Regions from separate parts of the Homo sapiens genome. Here region 2 is linked to region 1. A link is a loop called in an ENCODE intact Hi-C map of the cell type or tissue named here. Cell type or tissue: sigmoid colon. All regions are shown on one strand. Links, peaks and the distances in the headings refer to the core of each region. The heading gives the core; the rest is flanking DNA. Region 1 overlaps LOC105372932 (a long non-coding RNA gene). Region 2 has its middle 12 kb from the start of TRT-TGT2-1.

The links. Peaks named below come from ENCODE experiments on the same cell type or tissue, not always from the same donor. Only the 100,000 strongest peaks of a DNase experiment are listed, where the experiment ranks them.
Region 2: it touches region 1 in a loop (4-fold over the local background); 7 of 110 quality-filtered maps call a loop at or near these places.

What each region holds. Positions count from the first base shown.
Region 1 is chr1:221,427,173-221,443,055 of GRCh38, reverse strand. The region is part of intron 3 of LOC105372932 (a long non-coding RNA gene); the gene reads right to left. Among named protein-coding and RNA genes, the nearest start is that of LINC02817, 99 kb to the right of the region's middle. RefSeq lists an enhancer at 2,153-3,352. In sigmoid colon, for the core only: a CTCF peak has its summit at 7,435 (motif pointing right); a DNase peak (open chromatin) is centred at 7,331.
Region 2 is chr1:222,445,562-222,461,444 of GRCh38, reverse strand. No RefSeq gene overlaps it. Among named protein-coding and RNA genes, the nearest start is that of TRT-TGT2-1, 12 kb to the left of the region's middle. RefSeq lists an enhancer at 6,011-6,060. In sigmoid colon, for the core only: a CTCF peak has its summit at 6,131 (motif pointing right); DNase peaks (open chromatin) are centred at 5,864, 6,144 and 6,474; H3K4me3 peaks cover 472 bases.

The DNA.
Region 1 (15,883 bases), core at 3,434-11,433:
ATCTCAAAAAAAAAAAAAAATGTAATGTGTGTTCTTTCAGTTCTTTACCTATACACATAATAGTATGTTCATATATGTTTAACTTTGTAACAGAAATGATAACCTAATGAACATTTTTTCCTAGGTTAGTTTATTTAATATACCATGAGCATTGTTTCATAAACACACTATTTTAATGGCTGCACAATTCTTTTTAACACACGCCTTTATTCAATGATTTCCTCTTTGGGGACATTATGTTGCTCTCTTCCAAATGTGCCTAAATGTCCAAATAAACATCTGAAAGTCTTTGAGGTAACCTGGTTCCAAAATGGTTATTCCTATAGCTTTTCACTTAGATCTGTGTGGACCCTTGAAAGCTGGGTGGTCTCTTAGAGGCAGAAGGTTCCCAGAACCTGAGGTGCTGTCTGGTCTGGGATTTATGAAATCAGCGTCTTGCTGTTTGTTAACACACAAAGTGTGTGCTGATGGAAGGATGCCACATCACATTTATGTTTTGTCACCAAACATGTAGTGTTTGATTAAAAAATTGGGAATTGATCAAGCATGGAAAACATTAACTTACATTTTACCTGAAGTTTTCTTGATATAACTTTGAATTTTATTTAAAGTAGAATAAAAATGTTCCCATAGCAAAGTACCGTCACTTCAAATAAACCTTTTCCTTTCCACTTTCTCAGCAGAACCACTGCAGCAATTGCCAGCTATTTGGTGAGTCCCTTCTCTCTCTGCTCCTAATCTGCTCCTCATTGTTCTGAAAACAGTTCCATGACCATGTCACTCTTTTGTTCACTGACCATCAATGGTTCCTCACTGTTCACAGAATAAAGCTCCATTTTATAGATAGGCATTCAAGGCATTTCACTTGAGGCTCTAAACTGCTTTTGCCACCTCATTTTCCATGTTCTCCTTCATAAATTGTTTGCTATAGTCAAACTGACTAATACGAAAAACTATCTTTAACCTCCGCCTGCATGTATTAAGTGGATTTTCTTAAATACCTACAACAACCCTGAAAAGTGCAATTGTTATTTTTAGTCTGTATATGAAGAACCAGTGCATAAGGGAAAGAGGTAGGATTTGAACCCTGAGTTTTTCCACTATGCCCATTTTTTTCCATTTTTTATTGTGGTAAAATACACATAAAATTTACAGTTTTTACCATTTTAAGTGTACAGTTTAGTGTTACTAAATACATTCATAATGCACATCCATCACCCCATCCATGTCCATAAATTTTTGTCCTGTAAAACTAAAATTCTATACCCATTAAACAATGACTCCTCTTTCTCTCCTCCCCTACAGCCCCTGAAAAACACCATTCTATATTCTGTTTCTATGACTGTGATTTCTCAACTATATCATGTAAGTGGAATCATGCAGTATTTTCTTTTGATGAGTAGCTCATTTCATTAGCATCCTGTCCTCAAGGCTTATCCATGTTGTAGTGTATGGCAGGATTTTCTTCCTTTTTAAGGCTATTTTGTTTATCCTTTCGTCCACTGATGGACATTTGGGTTGCTTCCTTGTTTTGGCTATTATGAATATGGCTGCTATGAACATGGATGAAGTAAATATCTCTTTGAAACCCTGCTTTTGGTTATAGACCCAGAAGTTCCCACTAAGCCCTTTTGCTTTGGATTCCCTACGCAGAGCCCTCTAATTGGACTTTTACTTTCCTGCCTTTGAGCTTTTCCTTTTACTGCGCAGCCTACCTGGCCTGTCCTATTTTGGTTCCCTGCCTATTGAAGTCCTGTTTATTCTGCAAGGCTCTTCTATTTGTACCTAGCCCAATGCCTTTCACACAGTAGGTGCTCAATAACTAATATATAGTTAGATATATCTTTGCCATATCTGTGCTAAAACAACATAAAAAGGTAGGAGGCAGAAATGATGTCTTATTATCCCTTATGGCCTGCACACAGTAAACAGTTTAGGAAAAGTTTATTAAATAAATAAAGTCCCCATGCCCCCTGGAACAAAAGGTATGCAGGGCAGTGTATTTCATGGGCTGTCCAAGACCTCATGTCAGAAACGTATGTTTAGGCAGCAAGAACACACAAGAGGCAAGAGAGTAAGAAAGTACGCTGGAAAATTTTGCTAGCTGGGTCAATTCCAATTTGGCAAAAACAAGCCTTCTGCTTTTTCTCCAGGGTTCTTTCTCCCAGCATCACTTATTAATGCTAATTAGTCAAGGGTGTGCCATGATGCAGAACACTTGTGACCCATAAGGATTAGAGAGAGACTGTCATTTCTCAAATGACCCACGAGAGGCAGCCAGAGGCAGTGACGGGGAAGGAGAGGAGGGGAAGAGGAACTTCTCTGCAAAGAATCGCACTAAAGTAAGTGCAAGTAAAAATAAATCCACATATAAAACAACTGTACAAATGTTAGCAGTATTTTCACAGCTGGGTTTCTTTGCCTAAAATACTTAGCACTTACTTTAGAAAACTCACTTCTAAACATAAATGGTCTGACTGATCACAGAAGCTGAACCCTGATACAACTCTGACTTTGAACTTGACTTCTGCCCAGATGGGAATAAAAATAATGACTTCTTCTAAGTAAGAACCTTAATTGCCATGAATTCACACCAGACTGTGGTGGGTGACCTTTACCTCACATATGAGGAAATTAAGGTAGGGCTTGGTTTAGGAAGCTAGATTCATAACAGTCAGCATATTTATATCCAGATTAGGCAGGACTCTGGATTTAAAACACTTTCCCTTGGAAAACACCGACTCTGTCTGTTTCCATGGCACTAAAAACACCCCACTTGAATAACTGCCCAGTTACTTATCATAGCAGGATTAGTGGTCTTCTCAAGGCATCTGCATTCACATTCCTGGTATTTATTTCCTGTAGATATTGGTTTCAAAGACTGATGCCACAGGACATGAATAATCACGGTGACTCACTTTTAGGGACTTTCCCCTGGGGAGTGCCACCTACAGAGCCTCAGAATGAAGTGGGCACATATTAATTAAAATATGTTTCATCTCCAAATGACTATGACAGAAGCTATACTGATGAATATGACAACTAAATACAAAATAATACCGCAATGACTAGCAATGATTCAAATATTGTGCTCATGATGTTATCTTTCATCCATTTATTTAATAAATGGATTTATATAATGAGTGACGGGACTTCTATGTGTCAGAGTGCTGGTTAGGACAGGCCATGTTTCAATAAATTTACAACCCAGCAGGCACTGTTCCTATCAACTAATGAGATTTTTAAATTTAATATTTTTTGGTCAAAGCAAGGGAGTCTTCAAAATTACCAAAAAATATATTTGGTAAGGAAACAGTAAACAGAACCAATTATTCCTTCTTGGTTGAGTTAAGAAAACACGCTTTGTGCTTACACTTCCCATAGTGATCAGGGATTTCTCACCCCTTGAATTTCTGTAGCATAAATTGTTGACGTCTCTTCACTTCCCTGTCTCATTTCCTTGCCCAGGTGGTGAGCCCTGTGCATGAGCCTCTGCCTGACTCATCTTTGTATCTGCAATGCCTCACACATGCCTCATATCTCCCCGCCAGGCAAGCAGTGTTAGTGAAAACAGGATGTCATCAGTTCAGTAAAGAAGAGATTGACAACAAACTGTGAATAGAAAAGTCAAATAGGAATGCATTGGCCTTTAAAAAAATTATTTTCCAAATTATCCTATAGTAAAGTTGACTTTTTTCTTTGATGTACAGCTCTATGGATTTCCACATATGTATAGATTTGTGTAACCACCACAAAGAGGATACGAAACAGTGCCATAACCCCCCAAAGCTTCCCCATGCTGTCCCTTTATATTCACCCCTCCCTCCACCATAATCCCTGGCAATCACTAATCTCTTCTCCACCATTGTGCTTTTGTCTTTTGAAACTGGCATCTCTTACTCAGCACAGAGTTATCTAAGTTGTTCTTTTTTATGACTGAATAGTGTTCCATCATATGTGGTATCACAGTTTATTTACCCTTTCACTCATTGAGGGACATTCAAGTTATTTTCAGTTTGAAGCTACTGTGTAAAAAAAAAAAAAAAAAAAAAAAAAAAGCTACTCTGAAGTTTTGTTTATCAGTTTCATGTGAACATACATTTTCATTTTCCTGGGGTAAATACTCAGGATCGGCCTTGTGGAGTTATAGCGTAGATGTATGTTTCACTTTATAAGGAAACTGCCAAGCTATTATCCAGAGTTGCTGTAGCATTTTCCAATTCCAGCCATCATGTATGTGAATTCTACTTACTCAGCATCCTTGTCAACACTCTGTGTTGTCAGTATTTATTTTGGACATTCTTTTTTTTTGACGGAGTCTCTCTGTTGCCCAGGCTGGAGTGCAGTGGTGCGATCTTGGCTCACTGCAACCTCTGCCTCCCGCGTTCAAGCAATTCTCCTGCCTTAGCCTCCAGAGTAGCTGGGATTACAGGCGTGCGCCACCACGCCCAGCTATTTTTTTTTCTTTTTCTATTTTTAGTAGAGATAGGGTTTCACCTTCTTGGCCAGGCTGGTTTTGAACTCCTGACATCAGCTGATCCACCTGCCTCGGCCTCCCAAAGTGCTGGGATTACAGGTGTGAGCCACCACGCCTGCCCTTATTTTGGACATTCTGATAGGTGTGTGGTTGTAGCTCACTGTTGTTTAAATTCACATTACCTTAATGGCTTGTGGTATTAAACATCTTTTCTCGTACTTTATACAGCAGTCCCCTCTTATCCAAGGTTTTTCTTTTTGCAGTTTCAGTTACCAGCAGTCAACTGTGTCCTGAAAATATTAAATAGAAAATTCCAGAAACAAACAATTCGTAAGTTTTAAACTGCACACTGTTCTGAGCAGTGTGATGAAATCTTGCGCAGCCCTGCTCCGTGGGACATGAATCCCCTCTGTCCAGTGTATTCATGCTGTATAGGCTACTTGCCTGTTAGTCACTGAGTAGGCATCTCACTTATCAGATTACTGTCACCACATCCATCGCATAGTCATTTTATCATCTCACATCATCACAAGAAGAAGAGTGAGTGCAGTATGAGATGAGGGAGAGACCACATTCACATAACTTTTATTATAGTAAATTATTATAATTGTTTTATTATGAGTAGTTATTTAGGGTTCAGTACGATCCACAGTTTCAAGCATCCACTGGGGGTCTTGAAATGTATCCCCTGTGGTTAAGGAGGCGATGGTGGGGGAGTCTCCTGTGTCTTCTTTGGTGAAGCATCTGTTCAATCTCTTTGTTCATTTTTAATTGGGTTATTTGATTTCTTATTGTTGAGTTTTGAGAGTTTGTTATGTAATCTGGATATAAAGTTCTCTGTTAGATAGGAGATTTGAAAATATTTTCTTTTAGTCTGTGGCTTGTCTTTTTATTCTCTTGGAAGTGATTTAGCAGAGCAAAAGTTTTTGATTTTGATAAAATTTCATTTTTTCTTTTTTGTATCATGCTTTTGCATCATTTAAAATTCCTTTCCTAATCCCAGATAATGAAGATATTTTTCTATGTTTTCTTCTAAAAGTTTTACAGTTTTATGATGAATACATTGCCTTTTGATGAACAAAGAAAATGGGCTACTTGATAATAGATTTCCTTCTTGGTGGTGTAGTTTGCCCTATTGATTTTGGAGAGTTGTAGGAGCCTTCTGGACAGGGCTGCATGCCTGGGAATGTCTCTTGCATCACACACAGGCAGAACCGCAGTCTGCTATCCACCATCAAATATTCAAAAATAGTCTGATAAGCAAGTGTTTTTTCATGTGTGCTAGAATCATATGATGATAATGCCTGATCTGAACCAATGCGAGACTACTTTTGTTTATTTTATCCCTACTGATGTGACCACCACACATTCAGTAATAGAACTCTTCATGTGTTGAATTAGGGGTCCTACTCCAGTCCCTGATCAGAGTATTCCACAATATTCAATGTATAGACTGTGTTACATATCTACCGTCTGAAAATTCTGAATTCTGAATAGTGGATTTGTTCACAAGGGTTTCAGAAAGAGGATTGTGCATCTGACATTTAAATGGTTCTTGTGATATGATAGTTCTCATAGTCGCAACGAGGAAGTCTTCTTCCAGTGTCCCCAAACCTGGCCAGAAGTTCACATTAATTTGACTGAGGATGGAAAGAGGGGTCACTATATTTACTACATTATTCAATCCAAATTAATATGTTTCTCTCATGACAAAGGAGGTTTCTTGATATCTTTTCCCATTCTTCTTTCTGGTGATAAAACTACTGACCAGTCAGCCTCTAAATATTGGAGAAGGCCTTGACTTTCACATGATGATGTATGTATATGAGTACACACATCGGTTAGAAACAGGATGGGAGGCCAGGGTTAGACCCAAGCAAGGACACCCCAGCCCTCTGCTTGCCAGGACTGGGATGCTGTGTGTCCATCTGGGCCAACTGGAAACAAGAAGAAAGACAGGGCTTGTGGCATGATTTGGGGCAGCCTGTGCACAGTGGCTGGCACAGAGCAAAGGCCCAATAGAAGTTAAGCAAAGGGCATTCTGACCACGATGTCTGGTCATTTCAGGTGTGACTGTGCCTATAATTGTACCATAAGGAATTCAGCCCATGCGACTAAGCTATGCCTTTCTCTGTAGTAGCTTAATGGGAAATCAGGGCATCTCCGGCACTGTAGTGTGTCACTTCATCAGACATAGAGCCAACTCACACATTTGTCCTTCTGATGCATGTCTTTCCTCCTCCTTTACCGATGCAAGTAGAGTGAGAACCCATGCTATGATTCCACTCCCTGTCTAAAACCAAGTGTACTCTGAGAAAGTTAGAAACTATTCTGTATCTGCTTCCAGAAGCTTATCTCAAGACTTAAAAATTGAAGAGAATAAAATTAATAGCCAGGAGTAACAAAAAAATAGAGAGATTTTAGCTTGCCATTTCTTTAAGTTATGTATTTTTGTCTTGTGAGGTTCAATTTGGAGAAAAGCACTTAGACACGAGGCAGGGTCGGTTCAGGGGCAGGGCCATATTTAAAAGCTCAAAATGCTTGCTTTTGTGGTGACAAAGGAATCGACACTTCTTTTTTCTTCCCCAAAGGAAACAGAAGCTTATTATCCTGACAGAGGAAATGCAGAAATTTGTAGGTGGAGATTAACCCTTACTCCCAAACACTGAGGCTCCTGTTCAACTTCTTGCTTAAGAGATTTTAGTAACTTTTAAAAATTCTTAGCATGCTACATTGGTTGGCTCTCCAAATAATTCAGAAAACTTGTGACCTGAAGCTTTCATGGAGTTGATGTAACTGTTCTGGAAATCTCTTGACTTGAACTTGAGACTCACTCACACACAGCTGCAGTATGTCCACCATCAACAGCAATCTGTACCCAGAAAGCAGTGGGAAATGGGGAAAAAACAAGAGACAACCTCAAAGAAATCTAGGTCTTTCCTGAGCTGCAGTTCTACATATTGACCACCAGGTGTCTATCTTCACACAAGCAGTCTTGCTTGGATGATGGTGTACTACTTGACTGTGGGATTATTTTAAAAATGAAAGCAATTTTTTAGATATGGGTATATATGTAAGTATAAATGTGCAAATGTAAAGTGAAGTCTCAAAGCCAAACTTAATAATTTACAATTCCTTATCTAAGTAGGATAATCAATTGAACCTTGTGTTGATCTTCTAAAGTTGTTTGGAAAAACTAATTGGGGGAGTAAATGGCCAATAGATTTGGGGAATGGTGAAAAAAAAATTGTCCTCTTCCTAAATTTTATCATGCTTTTTTTTTAAATTTCAAGATTCTTAGCATGCAAACAGGTGTATGTTCCCAGGAACATGGTTTTTGGTAAAAACAGACGAATTGTATTCTGAGCTGGCTTCTGTACTCTGTAGTTCAATTTCATAGTTCAGTTTCTATTGTAGCTTATTTTCCAGTTTCAATTCTAGGCCCTGATACAGGTGAAAAATATCTCTACCAGGAAGTGCAAGAATAAGATTTGACTTTTTTTGTCCCATAATTGGAAGTGACATTATAGTAGAATTAGATAACTCCAGTAAGGTTTAGGATGCACAATTTATGCATTTATGTCAATCTTAGAAAAGAAGTGCTCTTTTGGTCTGTAAAGAAAGGTCACCAGATTAAACAGTTTCAGGGATATCTTTTATATCTCTCTACTTTTGTTTGTTGTTCATTTGTTTTGTTTTGCTTTAAGTTACCCAAAAAATAGTTTCCATAATTTTAGGAACCTTCTGTTTTCATTCTCTTCCTTGCCAAAACATGGAGGTCCCTGAGAGCCCTAGAGGCCCTTTATATCTTTAAATAAATTATATATAGAAGAGACTTAAAAAAATTACCTAGTACAGAAGTACTTTAAGAGAAAGAACTGTACCATCCTATGCAACTATTTTAGTGAGGCCTGAGGAGGAAGAAAACATAAATATATTACATCAAAGCACTGCGTGGAGACTGAAGACTTTCCTTTTGGTTGTTATTTTTAAGTTTTATTTGGTTTCATTTATTGTTTTGATACCTTTGAAACATTAAAATAAGTTTCTCCGGTGACTATATCTATCAAGCTCTTTATTGGGTGGTGCTCTCACCAATGTTGGCTTCTCATTTCTGTTCCCTCAAATATTTATAGACAATGCTTACTAAAGCTCAGTTTGTTCCCAAATTTTGTGTTTTTTGTTTTTTCTTTTCTTTTTTCTTTTTTTTTTTTTTTTTTTTTTGAGACAGAGTCTTGCTCTGTCGCCCAGGCTGGAGTGCAGTGGCGCGATCTTGGCTCACTGCAAGCTCCACCTCCCGGGTTCACGCCATCCTCCTGCCTCAGCCTCCCGAGTAGCTGGGACTACAGGCGTCCGCCACCATGCCCAGCTAATTTTTGTATTTTTAGTAGAGACGGGGTTTCACCATGTTAGCCAGGATAGGATGGTCTCGATCTCTGACCTCGTGATTTGCCCGCCTTGGCCTCCCAAAGTGCTGGGATTACAGGCGTGAGCCACCACGCCTGGCAATTTTGTGTTTTTAACACTATTTTTTACAATACGTTCATTTGTTCATTAATTTGATCAAACTTTTTATTACTCACTGTGAACTTCATGCTGTGAATAGAATAAAAATGATTAGGAACCAGTCTCCTCTCTCAAAAAGCTATTAAGCCAGTGAAAAGAATTTTGTGAGCCATCTCCTAAATACACTTCTGGATCCTATTGAATAACGTGGAAATATGTTACGCTGCAGGCATTTGTGAAATAAAACAAATTTCTGTTTTATGTCATGTAATGTGCTTTCAATATAAAATTGTTATGTTTAGAGAGCATCGTCACTACAATACATGAAATAATAAGTCATGTTTTTGCAATGGAGGTGAAACATAGTGATCTACATGTTTACATAAAATTACCATGCAAATTATATCTCCAATATTATTTATTAAACTAATGGATGTGAGCAGAGAGGTAAGGACTGATATCAATGTATCTATTATATGAAGAGGAAAATAAAAATTCACTTTGCAAAATTATTTTCACTTGGCTTTAGTTGTCTGGATATAATTATTTTACTTTTATTATTATATTTAAGTCATTGCATCTGTTTCCAAAATGTTCTGTAATGGAAGTATTAACAGGAAGCAAGTTCTGCAACTGAAACCGCTTTCTCTCCTACCATAGCATCTATGGTGATGAATGAACATAGGAAAAGAAATAAAAGCAGTAGAAATCTGGAAGGAAAACTTCTAAATGCTTAGGTTAACTGTGGCTAGAATGAAATGGAGAGGAACCACCTCTCTGTTTCCTTTGAAAACTATTCTTAAAAATCCCAGAGTGCATGTTATAACAATTGCCAAAAGGCTAAATGAATGGGTTTTTCATTAGGCAAGATAAAATGGTGGAGAAAAATTTGTTTTTTTTTTTAAGGATGTCAATACTGGTCTAGTTACTATGCTTTGAAAAGAAATCCAACAGGTTCATATTGCTTCATAAAACTGTGAAAATAACAAGCCTGCTTAAGTGGAAAGGGCCCCTTTAAAGTCTGAAAGATAACTTCAAGGTCAAGGAAGTTCTTTGTATTCTTTCATTTATTTGCTGAGCTCTGACTAGTTTGCTGACTATAAACCTTTACATTCATCTTGCTATTTTCCACTTAAGGTGGTCATTTGTTTATTAATTCACTAAATATTTATTGAATGTCAGCCAGCATTCAATAATGGGCATGTAAATTAACAGATATGGGTCTTACCATCAAGGGGCTCCTTATCTAATGTGATAGCAAATGGGTCCCTCAACTCATTAAAAATATCGAATTATTGAATTATAATAATGTGAACACAATTTCAGCAGTTCAGAGGGTTGATCCTGACAATCACCCATAAGTGGATATTTAAGCTTGTCCATAGTGTTTAACTAGTTTTTTGATAGCCATGAGGTGGTAGAAGGCATTTTAGGAAAAAATAAAGAATACCATGAAAAATCATACAGCATGTAATTATATGCTTGCAGACAAAGCGTAGAATAATGTAGCTGGAGCATATGTGCATGGAACAAAAGTAGCAAGAGATGAGGACAGAAATAGTAAATTAAAACTAGGTTACGATAATTCTTGATAGCATTACAAGGAGCAAAGAACTCATTATGTAATAACTACATTTACAGAATACAGTTAAAAAGAAAAAAATCCTACATCACAACTTTATCACTGAGGACTCTTCAAATTCTAAGTAACTGAGCACCTAGGCCAAATAGCTTAAACAAAAAGAGAACTAATTGGTTTGCATAAATGCATGTGTAGACTTCAGGCATAGCTTAATTCAATGACCAAATGACATCACCAGGACCAATCTCTCTGTCCTGGGTTTGCTCCATACTAGGGATCTTGGTATTAATGCCTTACCTCACTTTGTTGCCATGACCTTAAAAGCACACTTTGAGACTGACATTATCCAGATGGTAGAGTATGAAGCCCCAGACACTTCTTTCCTCCAGTGGAAACACTGATTCAACAATATATAGACCAATTCCCTTTATGATAAAGTAGAAACCAGTTAAGAGGCTTCTGCACCCCAAGTGAATGCAGAAATCAGCCATATCAAAGCCATTAGAAAAATTTATGGCACCTTAATACCATAATCTCTCCCCTTGTCACAGCACCACACATTTGGGAAGAAACTCCTAGCTCCCAGCCTCTCCCTAAGGAGGAAAAAAGAAGTTTCAGCTGTATGTCCAATGTTCTGACTTTTTGGGAGGTACCTGAGGGACTGGCTTCTGTTTCACCTGTCTCAGAGCACTGATTGGAGCCAGCATACTCTAGATTTCTGGGAGCCACTGAGAACAAAATAGAGATGGGAAGCTTATTGCTGCTTCAGAGGGCTTACAGTAGAGCATATAGGGCTGAAGTGGCCTCTCAGGGGAGAAAGAGAAGAGTGGAATATATATCAAGCTTTCTGACTTTTCATCAGCAACTGGTTTTTGTCTAACTCAACTTGGGGTGCTGATGGAACAAGCATACTCTAGCTCTTTGGGGGAAGCTGAGAACAAGAACGAGCTGGGAGCATGCTGCTGTTTTAGAGGACCCATGGTACAGCAGACAGACATCAGAGGGAGCCAGAGATTATGAGCTCCTAAAAAAAGAAACAAGCAAATCTCTATAATTAAGAATCTACATGCAAAAGTCCAAAGAAGACACATCACAGAAAAGATTTGAGAGGGCTCCAGAATCCCCAGCCAATCTTAATGATGATATCATTCCCTGTACAAATCCAGTGTGTACAAATTGGGAGAGGTGGTTGTTTTTTCAAATGTGTAAGTACCAGCGCAAAGTTTAAAAAAGCAGGAAGAAACAGGGAGAAATGCTCCAATAAAAAAAAAAATAAACAAATCTCCAGAAATCAACCCTAAATAAATAAGTGTATGAATTACCCAACAAAGAATTCAAAATAAACTTTAAAAGATACTCAATGAGCTCATACAAACAATGACTGAGCAAAATAAGAATTTCAACAAAAAGATACAAACAAAAACAATAGAATAAGTGTTGGAGCTGAAGAATGTTGTAAATGAACTGAAAAAAATAACTAATATTGTAAACTAAAATTAGAATCCTAAGCCCCCACCCCACACTAACTGAATGGACCCCATTTTGGCCAAAAAAACTATAGAGAAATCTTAAAAACTGAGTTCCCAGCCATGATGGGACAGGAGGTCAGACATGCCTTATTATACACCCTCTCTTTTGCAGTTTAGACACAATGACTGACCAGCATTAATGTTAAAATAGAGATCTAAGACTGACAAAACAAACTCTTTGTGGCAATGAAATGTCAAATTATAAACAGGACCCAAGGCCATGCCAGGCAAGAGTTAAGTCATGCATCCCCTACACTTAAAAAATAAACTATGTTCTAACTGCCACAAGATTTTTCTTTTTCTTTAGCAGCTAAACAAACACTGGTCTTGAGATAAGCAGTATCTCAAAAAAAACTTTCAGCTCTTCTACCACCAGCCACTGACTAACTGACCACTCTGTTCTACAAGTCATACATAACTACAGCTTTAATTAGACAAGAAACTAATTTGTCTGATAAGATTACCAACTGTGGACCTGTTCTAGCCAGTTTAGAGGTTATGCACTTAAGTGCCTTCATGTCCCTCTTCGCTTTTTGAAATATAAGCCCTAATTGTAATGCAATGAGATGTTGAGTCAGAATCACCTGCTTGAATATTTGTAGCTCCTCCTGTAACCTGTTGAATATGTATGTTAGTCAACGCACTCAGCATAAGGCTCCTACCCTAATCCCCGCTCCTTCAAAGTGCCTTTCTCCGTTATTTGCCAGGTGCTATGCTTCCCAGCTGTGGATAGTGACCTTGAAGGCTGTAACTTTCACAAGAAATGAAGTCTCCTCTCCTTTCTAAATTTATAAATTTTGTGATTTTTCAGTTAACAGTGTTTAACAGCAAGCTTGATTAAGCAGAATAAAAAATCAGTGAACTAGAAGACATTTGAAATTACCCAGTAAGAAGAGCAAAAAGAAAAGAGAATAATGGAAAAGACTGAAGAAAGTCTAAGGGCCTTATGGGAACACTATCAAAACACACATACACACACACTATAAATGTATATACTCTCTCTATATATATATTAAACATAGGGAAATAAATAAAAGCAGTACAAACCTGGAAGCAAAACTTCTAAATGCTTAGGTTAACTTTGGCTAGAATGAAATGGAGAGGAACCTTTTCTCTGTCTCCTTTGAAAATTATTCTTATGAATGGTTTCCCTGAGAGAGATATATATATATATATCTCATATATATTTATATATTACGAATGTATAATATATATATTCGTAATCAGAGTTTCATAAAAAAGAAGAAAGGGACAGAAAGCTTACTTAAGTAAATAATGGCCAAACATGTCCCAAATATGTGCAGGAGATAGACAAACAGGTTCAAGAAGTCCAATGGAACCCAAATAGGATGAATCCAAAGAAGTCAGCACTGAGACATATTATAACCAAATTGTCAAAAGCCAAAAATAAACAAATAATTTTGAAAGCAGCAAGAGAAGAGTGACTCATCACATACAATTGAGCAATATATGACTATCAGCAGATTTCTTAGCAGGAACTTTGCAGGCCAGAACAAAGTGGGATGATATATTCAAAGTACTAAAATGACAACTAAACGCCAATTAAGAATGTCATATTCAGCAAAATTACTTGTCAAAAATGAAAGAGAGATAATGACTTTTTCAAAGAAATAAAAGGCAAGAAAATTTGTCACCACTTGGCCTCACTTATAAGAAATGCTAAAGGAAGTCCTTCAAGTTGGAACAAAAAATATGCTAAACATTAAGACAAAGCATATGAAAGTATGAAGCTTGCTGATAAAAGTAAATATATAGACAAATACAAAATGCTATAATACTATAACAGTTGTGTGTAAATCACTTTTAGTTTTGGTATAGAAGTCAAAAGACAAAAGTATAAAAAATAACTATAATTATAAAAATATGCTAATTGATACAATAAAAATGCAATTTGGTATATCAATAACAAAGTATGGAGAGGAGGAGTAATACGCAATTGTGTGTGCAACTGAACTCATGTTGTCATCAGCTTAAGGCACATTGTTATAATTATAAGCTATTTTATGTAAGTCCCATGATAACCACAAAAACAAACCTATGGAAGGTATACAAAGGAAAATGAGAAACGAACCAAAGTGTATCACTACAAAAATCAATGAAACACAAATAAAGATAATGAAAAAAAGTAGGAACAAAAGAACTATAGGACAGATAGAAAATAATTTTTAAATGGCAATAGTAAATCTGTTCCTGTCAATAATGACATTAAATGTAAATGAATTGAACTCTCTAAACAAAAAACATAGAATGGCTAAATAGATAAAATTTTTAAAAACATAGTCACATACTCTCTGCAAGAGACTCAGTTTAGATTAAAAATAGTGAAAAAATAAAAAGAAAATATATCTCATAAAAATGGTAAGCAAAATCGAGCAATGGTGGCCATAATTTTTTAGGCAAAATGGATTTTGAGTCAAAAAGTGTCACAAGAGAAAACATGGATATAATACAATGACAAAAGAGTCAGTTCACCAGGAAACATAACAATTATAAGTATATATGTACCAAACATCAGAACACCTAAATGAATAAAGCGCACATTGACAGAACTGAGAGAGAAATAGACAGCAACACAATAATAGTAGAGAAATTTAATATTCTACTTTCAATAATGGAGAGAACATCCAGACAGAAGATTAATAGGGAAACAGAGAACTTGAACAGCACTATAACCCAACTGGACCTAATAGACATATACTGAACATTTCACTCAACAGCAACAGAAGAAACATTCTTCTGAATTGCAAATGAAATAGCCTCCAGGATAAATCACATATAAAGTCGCAAAAGCCTTAACAAATTTAAAAAGATTAAAATAAGTATTTTTTTGACTGTGATAGAATGAAACTAGAAATCAATAGCAGAAAGAGATCTGAAAAATTCAAAAATATGTAAAAAATAACATGCATAAATATGCAGTGGATCAAAGAAAAAAATCAAAAGGGAAATTAGAAAATGTCTAGAGACAAATGAAAATAAAACACAACATATCAAACCATATAGGATGTGGCAAAAGTAGTTCTAACAGGAAATTTTATAGCAATAAATGCCTACATTAAAAAAGAGAAAACAGGCCGGGCATGGTGGCTCATGCCTATAGTCCCAGCACTTTGGGAGGCCAAGGCAGGTGGATCTCGAGGTCAGGAGATCGAGACCATCCTGGCTAACACGGTGAAAACCCACTAAAAATACAAAAAAAATTAGCTGGGCATGGTGGCGGGCACCTGTAGTCCCAGCTACTCGGGAGGCTGAGGCAGGAGAATGGCGTGAACCCAGGAGGCAGAGCTTGGAGTGAGCTGAGATTGCGCCACTGCACTCCAGGCTGAGCAACAGAGCGAGACTCCATCTCAAAAAAAAAAAGAGAAAATATATCAAATAAACAGCTTTACCCTAGACCTCAAGAAACTAGAAAACAAAGAACAAACTAAGCCCAAAGTTAGCAGAGGGGAGGAAAGAATAAAGATTAGAGCAGAGATAAACAAAATTGAGAATAGAAAAATCAATGAAACTAAAATTTTTTGAAAAAAAAACTAATTTGACAAACTTTTACATAGACTAAATAAGAATATAAGAGAGAAGATTCAAACAAAATCAGAAATGAAAGAGGAGACATTACAACAAATACCACAGAGATAAAAAGATTTATAAGAGGCTGAACAATTACATGCCAACAAATTGGATAACCTAAAAGAAATGGATCAATTCCCAGAAATATCCAACCTTTCTGGTATGGTTTGGCTGTGTCCCCACCCAAATCTCATCCTGGCT
Region 2 (15,883 bases), core at 2,777-10,776, 1.0 Mb before region 1:
ACCTCTCTTCAGTCCCCCTTCCCAGCCTCTGAAAATTACTTAACTTTTGAAGCTCCTGTTCACCTGGGAAGTGGAGCTAGGAGGGTACACACTTTCAGGATATAATGTGCTGCTGGGTGCAAAGAGGTCAGCACAGGTCCAGCCTCACCTCCCTTCAGGGACTGCCCACCTGGACCTGTGCGGCCAGGTTCACTTTCCTGCCTGCCCTTCGATTATGGTAGAGGAGCTTTATCTCTCCCCAGTGAGAGCCCTCTTTTTTTTTTTTTTTTTTTTTTTTTTTTTTTTTTTTTTTTTTTTTTTTTTTATGAGACAGAGTCTTGCTCTTGTCGCCCAGGCTTGAGTGCAGTGGCATGATCTCAGCTCGCTGCAACCTCTGCCTCTGGGTTCAAGCAATTATCCTGCCTAAGCCTCCTGAGTAGCTGGGATTACAGATGCCTGCCACCATGCCCGGCTGATTTTTGTACTTTTAGTAAAGACGAGGTTTTGCCATGTTGGTCAGGCTGGCCTCAAACTTTTGACTACAGGTGATCTGCTCACCTCGGCCTCCCAAAGTGCTGGGATTACAGGCATGAGCCACCAAGCCTGGCCCAGTCCTCTCTTCCCTCTGAGGACCCCTGCAGGACCACTATGCCCTTTATCCCTGGGACACTCAACCTCTCATGCTCAACTGGATCCTTCCCGTCTGCTTCTGTGTCTCTCTCGTGGAAAATAAAATAAAATAAAATAAAAACTGCCCTTCAACTCCAGTGAGTTGTCCCCACACATTCACTCTGACCCTTACCTTTCACACATTCCACTTGCCCCATCTGTCTTCTGGCCCTACAGCTCCACCAAAATGACCCTCATTGGCACTAGGTAAGCTCTATGTGGGTGAAGCCTTGGTGTCTTGGCAGCACGTGGTGCCGATGACTGCTTTTCCTCCTAAAACTCTCTCTTCCACTGCCTTCCTGACCCATACATACCCCAAGGGCCTGCCCACCTCCCAGGAACCCACTTCTCAGCTTTGCAGACTCACCTTCCATGAGAGCAGAGGGTGAGCACACAAGGCCCTGGGGGCCAGCCTGCTCATGTCTCAGTTCTGGCTCTGCTCCGCCAGTTTGGGGATTAAGTGATCAGCCAATCCTGATGCGGTCTCTGCTCTAGCCAAGCATACAGACTAGTAGGAAAACAGACATTATTCAGAAAATGGGTGGACTGTGGGGACCAGTGCTAAGGAAGAGGAACAGGCAGTACAGTCTACTCAGATTCCTCATTTATAAAATGGGAATGATGATGGTAATAACTATAATACCATCTCATGTGGGGACTTGTGAAGAATAAATGAAATGAAGCATGTAAACACTTTATGCAGAGCCTCGCATCTGGAGAGTAGTAAGTGATATAAATTACTTTTATTGTTAGTTGTATCTTAGAGTGCTGCACGAAGCTCTCCTGTTGTAGAAATAGGGGTGACAGGAGGCATAGAAAAGGGTGAAGAATATGGGACTCATAAGGCCAAAGCTTCTCTCAGTCACCTGCTGAGTGAGACATTAACACTCTTCTTTGGGAGCTGAAATAGAAGCCAGTGAGTCATGTTCAGAAAGGGGAGATTCTCTCACCTCCGGAAAAGCTACAGATTAGAATTAACCTTATTAAAGTCAAACAGGGCAAGCATTCAACGAGGCTAAGGAGAAGATAGTCTTTCAGTAGACACAGCTGTCTTCTGTCATGTTCCCTGCTCTTTGCAGCTTTTGGTAGAAGTTTCCAACCCATATGTACCACAGGAGAGTGGGATGGGATTTCAATACTTCTTGGTGGTAGAATGAGATGCTGGGAATGGTCAGTTCAGGGACTGCAGGACAGTTGAGACAGTCAGAAAGTTCCAGGAAATTAATCAAGGCTTTTGGGACAGCCTTATGAGACAGAGAAACTAGCCACCCCCCAGAATGGATCCCAGTAAGGGAGAAAAGAATGGCTTCTGATCCTGGGAGAGTTGGGACCTAAGTTAGAAAAACAGAACTGAAGGGTCTTACTGTTCATCAGCCTCATGGGTATCCATTCTGGCTGTCCTATTAGAGTCACCTGCGGGTTTTAAAAATATCATTGCCTGGGACCCAGAGATTCTAGTTTAAATGATTTGGGGTTGGGCTTAAGCATTCCATTTGAAAACTATCAGGCTGTTCTCACATTGCTATAAAACAACACCTGAGACTAGGTTATCCATAAAGAAAAGAGGTTTTGTTGGCTCACAGATCTGCAGGCTGTAAAGGAAACATGATGCTGGCAACTGCTTAGCTTCTGGGGAGGCCTCAGGAAATTTACAATTATGGTGGAAGGCAAAGTGGGTGCAGATATGTCTTACATGGCAGGAGCAGGAGCAACAGAGAAAGGGGCGGTGCTACACACTTTTAAACAACCAGATCTTATGAGATCTCACTCACTGTCTTGAGGACAGCACCAAGGGGGAAATCTGACCTCATGATCCAATCACCTCCCACCAGGCCCCACCTCCAACACTGGGGATTACAATTCAACATGAGATTTGGGTGGGGACACAGATCTAAACCATATAATTCCACCCCTGGCACTTCTCCCAATCTTATTTCCTTCTCACATTTCAAAATACAATAATGCCTCCCCAACAGTCCCCCAAAGCCTTAACTCATTCTAATATTAACTCAAAATTCCAAAGTTCAAAGTCTCATCTGAGACAAGGCAAGTTCCTTCCACCTATGAGCCTAAAAAATAAAAAAGAAGTTATTTGCTTCAAGATACAATGAGGATACTAGCATTGGGTAAACATTCCCATTTCAAAAGGGACGAATCTGCCAAAAGAAAGGAACTACAGGCCCCATGCGAGTCCAAAACCCAGCAGGGCAGTCATTAAAACTTAAAGCTCCAAAATAAACTCTTTTGACTCCATGTCTCACATGCAGGTCACATTGGTGTGAGGAGTGCTCTCCCCAGGCCTTGGGCAGCTCTGCCTCTATGACTTTGCAGGGTTCAGCCTCCATGGTTGCTCTCACAGGGTGGCATTGACTGTGGCTTTTCCAGGCACATAGTGCAAGCTGTTGGTGGCTCTAACATTCTGGGGTCTGGAGGACGGTGGCTCTCTTTGTGCAGCTCCACTAAGCAGTACCCCAGTGGGGACTCTTTGTGGAGGCTCCAACTCAACATTTCTCCTTCATACTGCCCTAGTAGAGGTTCTCCATGAGGCTTCTGCCCCTGCTGCAGGCTTCTGCCTGGACATCCAGGCTTTTCTATATATCCTCTGAAATCTAGGTGGAGGCTCCCAAGCCTCAATCCTTGCACTCTGTGCACCTGCAGGCTTAATATCACATGGAAATTGCCAAGGCTTATGACTTGCACCCTCTGAAGCAGTGGCCTGTACTATATCCCTTTGAGCCATGCCTGAAGTTGGAGTGGCTGGGATGTGGAGAGCAGTGTCCTGAGGCTGCATAGGGCAGCAGAGTCCCCGGGCCTAACCCATAAAAGCATTCTTTCCTCCTAGGTCCCTGGGCCTATGATGGGAGGGGCTGCTGCAAAGGTCTCTGAAATGCCTTTGAGGCCTTTTCTCCATTGCCTTGGCTATTAGCACTTGGATCCTTTATATTTATGCAAATTTCTGCAGCCTGCTTAAATTCCTCCCTGAAAACGGGCTTTTCTTTTCTACCACACAGCCAAGCTGCAAATTTTCCAAACTTTTATGCTCTGTTTCCCATTTAAATATCAGTTCCAACTTCAGGTCATTTCTTTGCTCATACATATGAGCATAGGCTGTTAGAAGCAGCCAGGTCACATCTTGAACACTTTACTGCTTAGAAATTTCTTCTGCCAGATATCCTAAATTACCACTCTCAAGTTCAAAGTCCCACAGATCTCTAGAGCAGGGGCATAATGCAGCTAAGCTGTCTGATAAGGCATAGCAAAGGTTACCTTTACTCATTCCCAATAAGTTCCTCATTTCCATCTGAGACATCTTCAGGCTGGACTTCACTGTCCACGTCACTGTCAGCATTTTAATCACAACCATTAAACAACTCTCTAGGATGTTCCAAACCTTCCCTCAACTTCCTGTCTTCTAGCCCTCCACATTCTTCCAACCTCTGCCTATTTCCCAGTTTCAAAGTTGCTTTCACATTTTTGGGTATCTTTATAGCAATATCCTACTCCTGGTACCAATTTTCTGTATTAGGCTATTCTCATATTGCCACAAACAAACACCCAAGATTGGGTAATTTATAAAGAAAAGAGGTTTAATTGGCTCATGGTTCCACAGACTGTACAGGAAGCACAATGCTGGCATCTGCTTGGCTTCTGGGAAGACCTCAGGAAACTTACAATTATGGCAGAAGGCAAATGGGGAGCAGATATGTCTTCACGGTAGGAGCAGGAGCAAAAGAGAAAGAGAAGGGAGGTGCCACATACTTTTAAACAACCAGATCTCATGAGAACTCAGTATCTTGAGGACAGTACCAAGGGGGAAATCTGCCCCCATGATCCAATCCCACCTCACACCAGGCCCCACCTCCAACATTGGGGATTACATGAGATTTGGGTGGGGACACAGATCCAAACCATGGCAAAAAGCTACCCAAGTGATTTTAATGTGCAGCCAGAGTTGAGTACCATTGCTCTGACAAAATTTTTTATCTTATATATGAACAAGAAGAGACTTCAAGAGCTTAAGTAACTGACCCCAAATAAAGGCCATACAGTCAATTACTGGCCAAGACTCTGGCCCGCTCTATTCCCCTATTGGAAAACCTCCACAGCAGTCACACTTTGGGTCAATTTCTTACAGAGGATAGCTACAGTCTTTATGTCTTTAAATCTAAATCTAGATATATTATTTGAATAGTGCTAGCATACTCTGGCAGAACTTTTGAGAGTGAGGACTGTTCCAGAACTATCTGTGCTATGTGACCTCAGGATCTGGAGGTGGTGACAGGCTCAGATTTTACAGTCAGGAAAGTCTGGTTTCAAATGGTAGTTCAGCCACTGACAGCTCTGCACCCTTGGCCAAGTTACTTGGCATCTCTGATCTTCAGTTTCCTTGTAATGTGAATGTTTTGTCAACACAGACTGGTTTCTTGGTTGTGAAGACTAAATAAGATAAGGCCATAAAAGTCTCAGCACGTAATTAGTGCCTTTTAGGAAGCCGATGACTTATCCATTAGCTGGTGGTGCAATTTTACCTTTTAAATGATAGCAGTACTAGTAATTATTACTGTTGTTGTTCTTCTTATATTCCATGTATTTGCCTTCCAGATAGGTGGTTCTTAAGCAGAGGTGATTTTGTACCCCCAGGAAACATTTGGCAATGTCTATAGGTATTTTGATTGTTATAACAGGGGTGGAGGTTTGGGGACAGTGGTGGGGTGCCAGTGACACCAGTGGGTAGAGGCCAAGGATACTACTAAATGCTCATAATGCGCAGGCAGCCTCCCAACAACAAAGACCTATCTGACCCGATGGTGCGAAGGTCAAGAGACTCTGCTGTAGATATCTGTAAGTAATTGGGAGCTTGAGGGCCCAGAGCCACTGGGTGGTGACAGGATGATAATTCTCAATTTTTGCTATTGTGTGGCAAGGGGGCAATGTGTTTAGGGGGTTGCAAACAGCTCCATGTCTACTCTCAATCACCACAGAGGAAGGACTTTCCAACTCTTTACATATGAGTTGCTGTGGTAACCGGTAAGTAATAACCCTGGGGTTTATACTCCTTAGAGGTGCTGTGAGGATAATCTTGCACCTAAAGTTTAGAAACACTGGTATCAAAGCCTAAAGAAGACAAGACGATTGCATCAGATCCCACAGGAGGGCTGTCTTTCTCCATGCTTGTGTTTTGGGCCCCTGGGGGTTGCATCAGCCTCCTCACTCATGAGCTCATCATTTATAAATGACAGCCGCCAAAGTCGGGAAGTATGAAACAGTTGCCAAATGGAGAACTTGCTCAGCTTTCTTGCTGGAGCCCTGTGTCTTAACTTACTTATATTAAAAAATAAAAGGAGCACAATTCTGCTAGGCAAGCTCTGCTATGTGAGAAGGGAAGAATACATGCAGAACTTCTCGTTGAGAGCACAGAACATTTTCGTGTCTGTCGAGATCACCGTGGTTGCTGAACGTGGCCGCTGTTGAGCAAGTGGTCAGTAGGTGGCGCTAAGTCATCGCCGAGAGGACGCTCCTGTCCTAGACCTGAGTTACTGTCAGTCTTGGAGCGCGCACACCCCAGAGTGAAAAATATAGTAACAGGAAAGATTTAGTTCTTAAAATAAGTCAGCAGCTCAGCGAAGCAGATACTACCTCGGCAGGTACATTTTCTTTCTTGAACTGATGGAAAAGGGCATTTACTGCCTACAGGCTTCTGGCTACAGAAATCAAACAATCAAAATATTCAATTAAATGAAACCAGCAGCAGGCCTGGCCCCAGAAGAGAATGAGAACCAGCTGGGCTCAGCCCTATGTCTGGGATCCGGTACCGACGTTCCTCTGTACTGACACGTCCGGAGCCAATGTCGAGTCACGAGTCACCCAGGCACGGTTTTCTCTCTCCAGTGAAGGCTTTGGGTGCTGAGATGTGCAGTTGTAACGTGTAGCATGGAGACCATTTTAGTGATCTAGCTGGCTCTTCTTAAATTATGGGAGTCCTGGCCGTACATGTAGGTGAGGACGCCACCTTTCCCACCTACGTGAGAAGGTAGGAGAGTGGAGATCCCTTGAGGCGCTGGAACAGGAGTGTTGTCATGGTGATGGGGCCAGTCACAGGGCTCACCAGTCCCTTTGGCGGAGTCTCTGCCTCAATTGTAAGGGAATTTGGAATCACTGGATCAGATGCAAGTTCACAGTCATGTTGCCACTTTTTTCCACAATCTATAGCCCCCACCGTGAAAGCTCCAGTGGGTCATGCTTTAGAAAGGGGAGGGAGGTAAAGAGTGGGTGGGGGGCTTTGAATCCAATAGTCCTGTATCCCAGCTCTGCCACCAGTGAGCTCTGTGACCTTGCAAATGCCATTTTGCTTAAGCTTCAAAGCTCTCCTCTGTAAAATATGCATAGAATGGGCAGGAGGGCTGCCAATGAGCTGCTTGAAATGAGTTCACATCTCTTGGAAGCAGAGAAAGCTTACAACTAAAGTGGCCAGACAGCCATATGTGATCTTAGAAGAACTGTTGAACCCAGAGAGAGGCCTCGAAAATGGAGATGGGCAAATGCCATTCCCACCATGCGAATCCCTTTCCCATTTTTGCTTGTGGCTGCCCAGACTCGGTCCCTACCCACGCTTAATAAATTCTTACAATTTATTCTCCTGCCCTTCAGCTTGACTTGTAATAATGTAATGATGGCTATCAGGGTTGGAACAGCAAGCACGATACCAGCACTTTAGGAAGATTAGTTTCCTCTATTTAATGCTCATGACTACCTGCAAGGTAAGTGTTGTCACACCGGGTACAGATGAGGAAATGAAGGCAAATCTCTGCGCAAAGTCCTGGGTGGGTGGGCTGGAGAGTTGGGAGCCTGACTCGGGTTTATCTGAGAAAACAAGTGGGCAGGAAACTCAACTGCTCCACATGAGATGCAGAAGTTCTGCCATTTTTTTCTCAGATTATAAAGTGTCAGAGGCTGCTCTGGAAAAAAAAGGTGCAATGAATTCTTGTTCAATCATTAATGGTGCTTCAAAGGACATACAGGCCCATGCACACATCCTTCTATGTAGGTACAGAGAATTATTTTTATCCTGAGTTGCACACATTTATTATGTTATTAATAGCATGGACTCAACTGGGTGTCCCACAGAGTGACTCTTCTAATGACTGGTTAGGAAATTTGACAGCAAGTAAGAGGGCGGTGAGCCTGCTTTCTGGTCTGGGCCTGAGTGACCCCCCATCTTCCTCCATTTGGTTGAGAACAGGCTACAGGTCAGACCTCAGCCACTGGGATACTGAACCAGGGCTTCCTGGACCAGCGCCTCTTTAGGGTTGAACACTCACCTTCCTGCAGTACAAAGCAGTGGGCAGTCTCGAGTGCCCTTCTGAGGTCAGCCTGTTGGGGTGTAAATGGTTCTTGAAATGCATCTGATTTCCAGCTTGTTAGCATCTCATTGTCTCCCTTAGAGTTTCAGCCTCCCTTAGAGTCCTCACACCTTGTCAAGACAGATGCTTCCTGGAACAGGATCTCTGAGCTGTGGAATGGAAAGTACCTTTATCATCTTTGCCTGTCTCCTAACAGGTTTGTCCCTTGTCATTCTATGTCAGTTTCAGGTAGGGTGGCAGGAGAAGGGAATTTGTTGAGAGCCCACCGTGCTTCAGGTACATATTAGGTGCCTTATATACATTATCTCACTTAATACTCAAAACCCCCCTGTCAGGTAGCTGTAATTAGCTCTGACTTAGAAGTTTCTAACCATGCAACTTGCAAATGTTGTACCTGGGATTTAAAGCTCAGATCTGAGCTCTTCCTAGTACATCTTACTCTTGAAATGTGTGCTTTAATACATTTATTTAATCATCTTTTTTGCAAAAAGGACTGTGCTAGGCAATCTAGAGTGAGGCATGGTTCTTGTCCTTAGGGAACTCCAGTACCATTGTGGGAGGAAGATTCACACAGACGGAAGTTAATGAATAATGTGAAGAAATGTCACACATGTCCAGTGAGAAGAAATGATGTGTGCTACAGGACTTCAACTGAGGAAGGGATGCCTGCGTGGTCAGAGGAGGCTCATGGAAAAGGTAGGATATGAATTCGTTTTTGAAACATGAATAAGATTTGGGTGGGGGCAGAGATGGGACACATTACACTTGCAGTGAACCCACCTGGTGTGTTCTGAGAATAGAGCAGCTTCATGATGGGAATAGGGGTGGAAGAGCGATCCCTTTGGGGTGGGAGACTTAATGCCAGGTTCTGGAATTTGGACTTCGTCCTGAAGGCAATGGGGGAACTACCAGCATTTTCTGATTGGGGTGGGGAGTAGGTAATGACTTGAGAAAAGTAGAACTTTTAGAAATACTAATGAGGAAACAAATGGTAGAAAGGATTGGTGAAAAGAGAGACTAGGGAGGAGGGAAAAAGGGAGAAGACTTAGGAAGCTGATCATTTGCCCATCATGTAAGTGCCAAGTAATATGCTAAGAAACTTTGTGTCACCTATAATCTCGTATCCTCAGCCGGTCCTTATGCAACATCTATTATTATCCCAGGTTCGTAAGATGATCATGTGTCACTACCACCCAACAAACCTGTTTTCTCTTCTTCCTGGGAATACAGCTAGACCAAATATTCCAGGCTCTTTAGGTGTGGCCATGGGTATCCCTTCCAGGCCTGGCTTATACAATCTCCCTGGGCAATCTCTCCTCCTCTTCCCCTGTCTGCTGAATGTTGATGAGCAAGGTGACCATTGTGGCTAGCTACTGGGGGCTTGTCTTTGCCCTGCTTCATCCTCTGGATTCCAACAGGGACCCCAGGCCCTTGCCTTAGCAGGGAAGGGACAGGAGGCAGCAGAGACCAGTGTCTGGACATCAGTGATTGTAGCTTCAAGGGGAGCATTGGAGTCTCTCACAGGCTGATCCATGGACTGCAGGTGCCACCTTATCTGTACTCAGGGTATTTGGAGAAGGGAATTATGGAAAGAGACTGGTCATCCTGCTGCTCTGGGCAGGTAGGGGCTCAGTGTGGTTATGGTTTGAAAATTAAAACAAACATCTTTTACCTTTTTTTTTTTTTTGAGATGAAGTCTTGCTCTGTCACCCTGACTAGAGTGCAGTGGCACGATCTCGGCTCACTGCCTCCCAGGTTCAAGTGATTCTCCAAGATGTGATAATTTAGTTACCAAATGACGGCAGTGAGAATGAAAATCAAGGGACAAAAGATGATCAATACTATGGGGTGAATAAATTACTACATTTGGTGATTGATTCAAGATTTAAGATGTCACGAGTATAGCTTAGAGATAAGTGATTAGGGATCTAAGGGAGGAGTTCAAGAAAACTCTCTGCTCGTCCCAAGCCAAACTCCCTATGTGTGCTATGGTTCCTAAACCCTCCCTCCAATCAAGTGTTTGCTTCTACAATTACTTCTTTTTCCCTGACATCTTCACATTTTCCTTCTCCCCTGGCTCATACTCATCAGCATATAAATATGCTGGAATCTCCTAACATAAAACGCCTCATGTTAGACTTAGTTTTAACTCCTGCTCCATTTCTCTGCTCCTGTTTCTCTTAAAGCTCCTGAGAAGGGCTGTGTGCTCTTGCTGTGTCTGCTTCATCCCTCACTTCCCATTCTCTCACGGGTTCCCTCCCATGCACCACTGAAACTACCCTTGTCTCCTCTTTCGAGCTCCAGGTTGCCAAAGCCAATGGCCGATGCTGTCTTCACCCTACTGGGGCCCTGGGCTCCGCCGACTCTTCTAGGGATGTTTCTTTGCTTTGCTTCTGGGAAAGTGCACTCCTGATTTTCTTCTAACTTTCAGGCAGCAACAGCTCCTTCTGTCTCCAGGCTGCCTTTTTGTTTTTTTTTTCTGTTTTTGGTTTGTTTGTTTGTTTTTGAGATGGTGTCTCACTCTGTTGCCCAGGCTGGAGTGCAATGGTGTGATCTTGGCTCACTGCAACCTCCGCCTCCGGGTTCAAGTGATTCTCCTGTCTCAGCCTCCCAAGTAGCTGGGATTATAGGTGTGTGCCACTACTCCTGGCTAATTTTTGTATTTTTAGTAGAGACGGGGTTTCACCATGTTGGCCAGGCTGGTCTCGAACTCCTGACCTCAGGTGATCCACCTCCCTCAGCCTCCCAAAGTGTTGGGATTACAGGCGTGAGCCACCACACCTGGCCCAGGTGTGGTGCCTTTTCATTCTCCTCCAAATCTCTGAATGTCGACACATCCCGGGACAGGTCCCCTGCTTCTTTTCTTTCTCCAGGTTCCCTTACTGAATGAGCTCATCTTGACCCAGAGTGTTCAATATCTGTGTGAAACACTATAAACTCCTAAAATGGTAAGAAAAAGAAAAGAAAATGGAGGCCTCCCCGCCATGATCTCCTAAGCCTGTTGTATTTTTGTTCATAGCGTTCATCACCACCTGATGTAATATTTTATGTTTATTTTTGGCTTACCGTGTGGGTTCCCCCATCCATGAGGACAGCGGCCCTGTCCTGTTCAATGCTGCAGCCCCCGCCCCTGGGCAATGCCCACACAGGGTGGGCACCCAGTCTGTTCTTGTGGGATATGTGACAGAACAGAGCCTGGCTCCTGATGAGGAATGTGAGTCAAGGGACAAGCTGGTTTGGGAAACTGGAGACTGATCCTGTGTTGGGCCTGCTGAGCTGCAGGCCACCCAGGTGGAGTTCCACATGCCGCTGGACATTCCAGGCTGCAGCCTGGGGGAGGCCTGAGTTGGAGATGTGTGTCCTCGTTAAGGTGCTGCTGGGCTGGGCATGGTGGCTCACGCCTATAATCCCAGCACTTTGGGAGGCCAAGGTGGGTGGATCATTTGAGATCAGGAGTTGGAGACCAGCCTGGCCAACATGGTGAAACCCCATCTCTACTGAAAATATAAAAATTACCCGGGTGTGGTGGCACATGCCTGTAATCCCAGCTACTCAGGAGGCTGAGGCAGGAGAATCGCTTCAACCTGGGAGGCGGAAGTTGCAGTGAGCTGAGATTGTGCCACTGTACTCCAGCCTGGGCTACAGAGTGAGGCTCCATCTCAAAAAAAAAAAAAAAAAAAAGTTGCTGCTGAAGCCAAAGGGTGTGTGAGCCCCTAGGACCTAGGGGATCAGCAGCTGGGGCCTGAAGTTTGGGAAATGAGGTGCAGGTTGGGGCTGAGGAACAATGGGAGCACAGAGATGTTATCTTGTCTGGGAAAGAAGGCAAGAGGTTCAAAACAGATGGGCTGGCTAGCAGTTTGAAACATTGTAGAAAATCAAATAAAATGCGCTGAATTTGGTAATTAGGTCATTGGAGAATGCAGCTGAGTGGAGCAGAACTGATGATATTTCAGGAGCTTCAAATATTGGAGTATTGCAGGCTATTGTGACGGGGGTTTGATAAGAGAAGGAAAGCAAGGTATAGGATGGCAGTCTAAGGGGGCAGCAGTGTGTGTGATAGGAAAGGTGTTTTGTCCCTTAACGTTGGGGAGGCCTGGGTATATGTGACACCCTGCTCATCAGAGCTTCTGAAGACCTAGGGTACACAGATGAGCAAAACCAACAAATTCATATAACAGATTATTTACATCAACAAGTAATATATATGCACTGGCCTAAAGAAATCAACAAATTTATATACCACAGCATTAAAACAATGTTCTGCTGGGTGCAGTGGGTCACACCTGTGATTGCAATCCTTTGGGAGGAGAGGAAGGAATATCACTTGAGCTCAGGAGTTTGAGACCAGCTTGGGCAACATAGTAAGACCCCCATCTCTGCAAAAAATAAAATAAAATAAAAATGTTAGCTGGGCATGGTGGCACACACCTGTGGTCCCAGCTACTCAGGAGGCTGAGACAGGAGGATCTCTTGAGCACAGGAAGGCTGCAGTGAACCATGATCATGCCACTGCACTCCAGCCTGGGTGACAAAGCAAGATGCTGTCTCAACAAAACAAAACAAAATAACCAAAATACCCCCCAAAACAGTGTTCTGTAACTAACAGATTAGCTCTATGGTTGATTATAATCTAAGTTCTTAACAAATTGATGATATTTATGAATCTTAGCCACACCCAACAGCTGAATTTTCTCCTAGAGTTGTTAGGAGCTCAGGTGTGAAACTGTTTCAGATTACAACTTCATTACCAATTTGACCCAAAAGACTCTTTTCTGAGAGAGGGGGTCCACCCAGCAGGAATTTTCTCACTTGATTGAGAGTAAGGTGTTAAGGCCAAACACTCTCACTTAGAGATAAATTGATCAGTGAAATGGATGTGCGGGTTTTGATTCATTCATACCAGGGCTTACTCATTAAGCCAATATGTGCCTCATCTATTGAATTCCTACTATATGCCATACCCTTTAAAAGACATTGTGGATGATCCAAAGAGGAATTAAAAATGGTGATCTCTGTCCACAGGAAGACATGAAAATGCCTAACATTTTTGTAAGCTCTTTGCTTTGCAAATCCTTTCTCACGTGTGATCTGAGAGATGAGTTTTATTATTATCTTAGTTTTTGTCTGGGCACAGCAGCTTATGCTTGTAATCCCATTGTTTTGGGAGGCTGAGGCAGGAGGATTGCTTGAGCCCAGGAGTTCAAAGCTTCAGTGAGCCATGATTGCACCACTGTACTCCAGCCTGGGCAACAGAGCAAGATCCTGCCTGTCTTTCTGAAAAATCAAGAAAAACCTAAACCAAAAATTACCTTAGCTTTTATAGTTGAGGTTAAGTAAACTGCTTAAGTTTGTGCAGGAGTAGAGATTGTCCTAATAAGTGGAAGAGGGGAAAAGGCTGGAGGGAGGAAAGCAAGATTGGGGAAGTCAGAACCAGGGGAGGATAACCTGAGCCCAGGAAAGAGGGCCTTTGGAAGGGAGAGTGGTTGGTCTTCTCAGATGTGGTGGAAGGAAAAAGGATGGGGATAAAGTGGAGGAAATGGGGACATTCATTCTGTGGCCCCCAAATCATGGTGAAATGTGAGATGAGATGGTAAGCTTTATGAGAGAGTGAGAGTTTTAGGGAGGGCAAGGCAGGTTTCACCCCAGCACTGTGGGCAGTGGGAAGGCCTCAGCAGAACCACAGGGAGTCTGGTGGCAGTTAGGTGCTTGGATTCACTAGAAGCTCGGTGACCCTGGAGCAGGGATGGGGGAGCAGCATTCAGGACTGCAAACGGGCACTGGGTTCTTCCCTTTTTCTTGATTATTAGATCCTATGGTGAAGACATTGGGTTTTCTCATTTAAAAAAATTATGTGTTGGTTTGTGCAGTGCATAAACTAAGTACAAAATAATTTTTGTAGACGGTTCAATTTATGGTCTCCTAGCTACCTTTTAAAAACAGGCTCTGGTGATGAGAAGCCCAGAGAGCTGCTTTTTCCTGCTTTTCATCCTAAGTTTTCCTTTATTCATTCCACACTATTTAATGACTTCACACTCAGTGTGAGAGATGATGCTGTGGGAAACATAAAAATGAATCAGACACTGGTTCTGTCCTCAGGAAGCTTTAAGCTATGATTTGAACTTAAAAGGATTAAGTGCTAAAAGAGAGGAAAAAATGAAGTGAGGAGGAGGGGATGGTCACGTCCATGGGGGATAACTGGAAAAGCTTCATGGAGAGTTGGGCCTTGAAAGAGTTTGGGTTTGGCCCTGCAGAGGAAAGTGTGCTCTAGCTGCACTCAGTAGGTGTTTATTGAATGAATGAATAAAAGCTGAATGTGATGTCACCTAGTAAGGTGATCAGAAAGGAGGACCGAGTCCAGATAAAGATAACAACAAGCTTGTAACACATATCATGCCCCAGACACTGTTCAAACACACTTTTATATATTGTTAACTTGATCCTCATGACAGCCCTGTGACACAGGGGCCATGATTTCCAAGTTTACGGATGAGGAGACTGGCCCAGAGAGGATAAGTAACTTGCCCAAACGTTCACAGTTTGTGAGTGGTGAGCAGAGCTTCGACTCTTGGCCACGTTATTGGAAGACTGATGTCAAGAAGTAAGCATCCTTCCTGTACTTTTGTCTGCTATCATCAGCCTGATCCACAGACCTGAATGCACAAGCCCTCACCTCCACTTTGATCTCATTACTGTATGCATCCTCTCTCTGGTTAATGCCTCCCATGCCTATGCTCACTCTCTTTCCCAGGCTGGAGATGGCATTGGGAGGCTGCAGGTGGCACCAGGGACCTCATGGGCAGAATCCCAGGGGAGCACAGGCTATTGCTGGGCAGCTCACTGCAGACTCAGGCAGTGAGTGGTAATTGCAAATAACTACAGCAACGGGTCTTAGTTTAACCTTGCTCATTTCCAGAGTTCCGCGTTTTTGATTTTGTAGACTTTGCAGCATGGTATTAATGCCAAAATAATTTGGATAAATATAAGCCCCGCAAACTCCTTGGCCTATGGTCAAGTTTTTCCTTTTCTGTGGCTAGTTTTTTATATGCACTGATGAATAGGCCAATCTGTGTGCCGATATTAATAAGATTCACCACAGCGATGAAAATGCTTCATCATGCCTCTGCAGGTCAGAACTTGGGGATGGGGTACTGAATCGACAGGAACAACACTGACGTGTGTCAAAGGACTTGTGTCTGGAAAAGGAAAGGGAACCTAAGAGGGTCCCATGTATTTGGTGTATATTATAACAGCTTATGCTGGACCTATGTCAAGGCACAAGGACCTTCTGACATCTAAGACCTGGTAACATCACTCCATCTGGCTTTATGATTGGGCTTTAACAGTGACCACCAACATGAGGACCCACCATATGCCAGGAACAGGGCATGATATTGGAGAGCTACCAATGCCTGAGGCTTGGACCCTGCCTCGGGGGAACCCAGCTTCGCAGAAAAGATAGTTACATAAATGCACGACTCATGCTGCCATGTGCATGGACTGTCCCAGAGGTGGGTATAGGGTGCTCAGGAACACAGATGAGGGGACATGAGGAGGGAGGGAGGGCTGAGATGGCTACAGAGAGGAGCTGACCATTGAAGGATGGTGATATGGTTTGGATATTTGTCCCCTCCAAATCTCATGTTGAAATATGATCTCCAGTGTGTTGGAGATGGGGCATAGCGGGAGGTGTTGGGTCATGGAGGTGGCTTTCTCAAGAATGGCTTAGTGCCATCTCCATGGTGATAAGTGAGGTTTTGCTCTATTAGTTCATGCAAGAGCTATTTGTTAAAAGGAGTCTGGCACCTCCTCCTCTCTGTCTTATTCTCTCTCTTGCCTTGTGACACACCTGCTTCCCCTTCACCTTCTGCCATGAC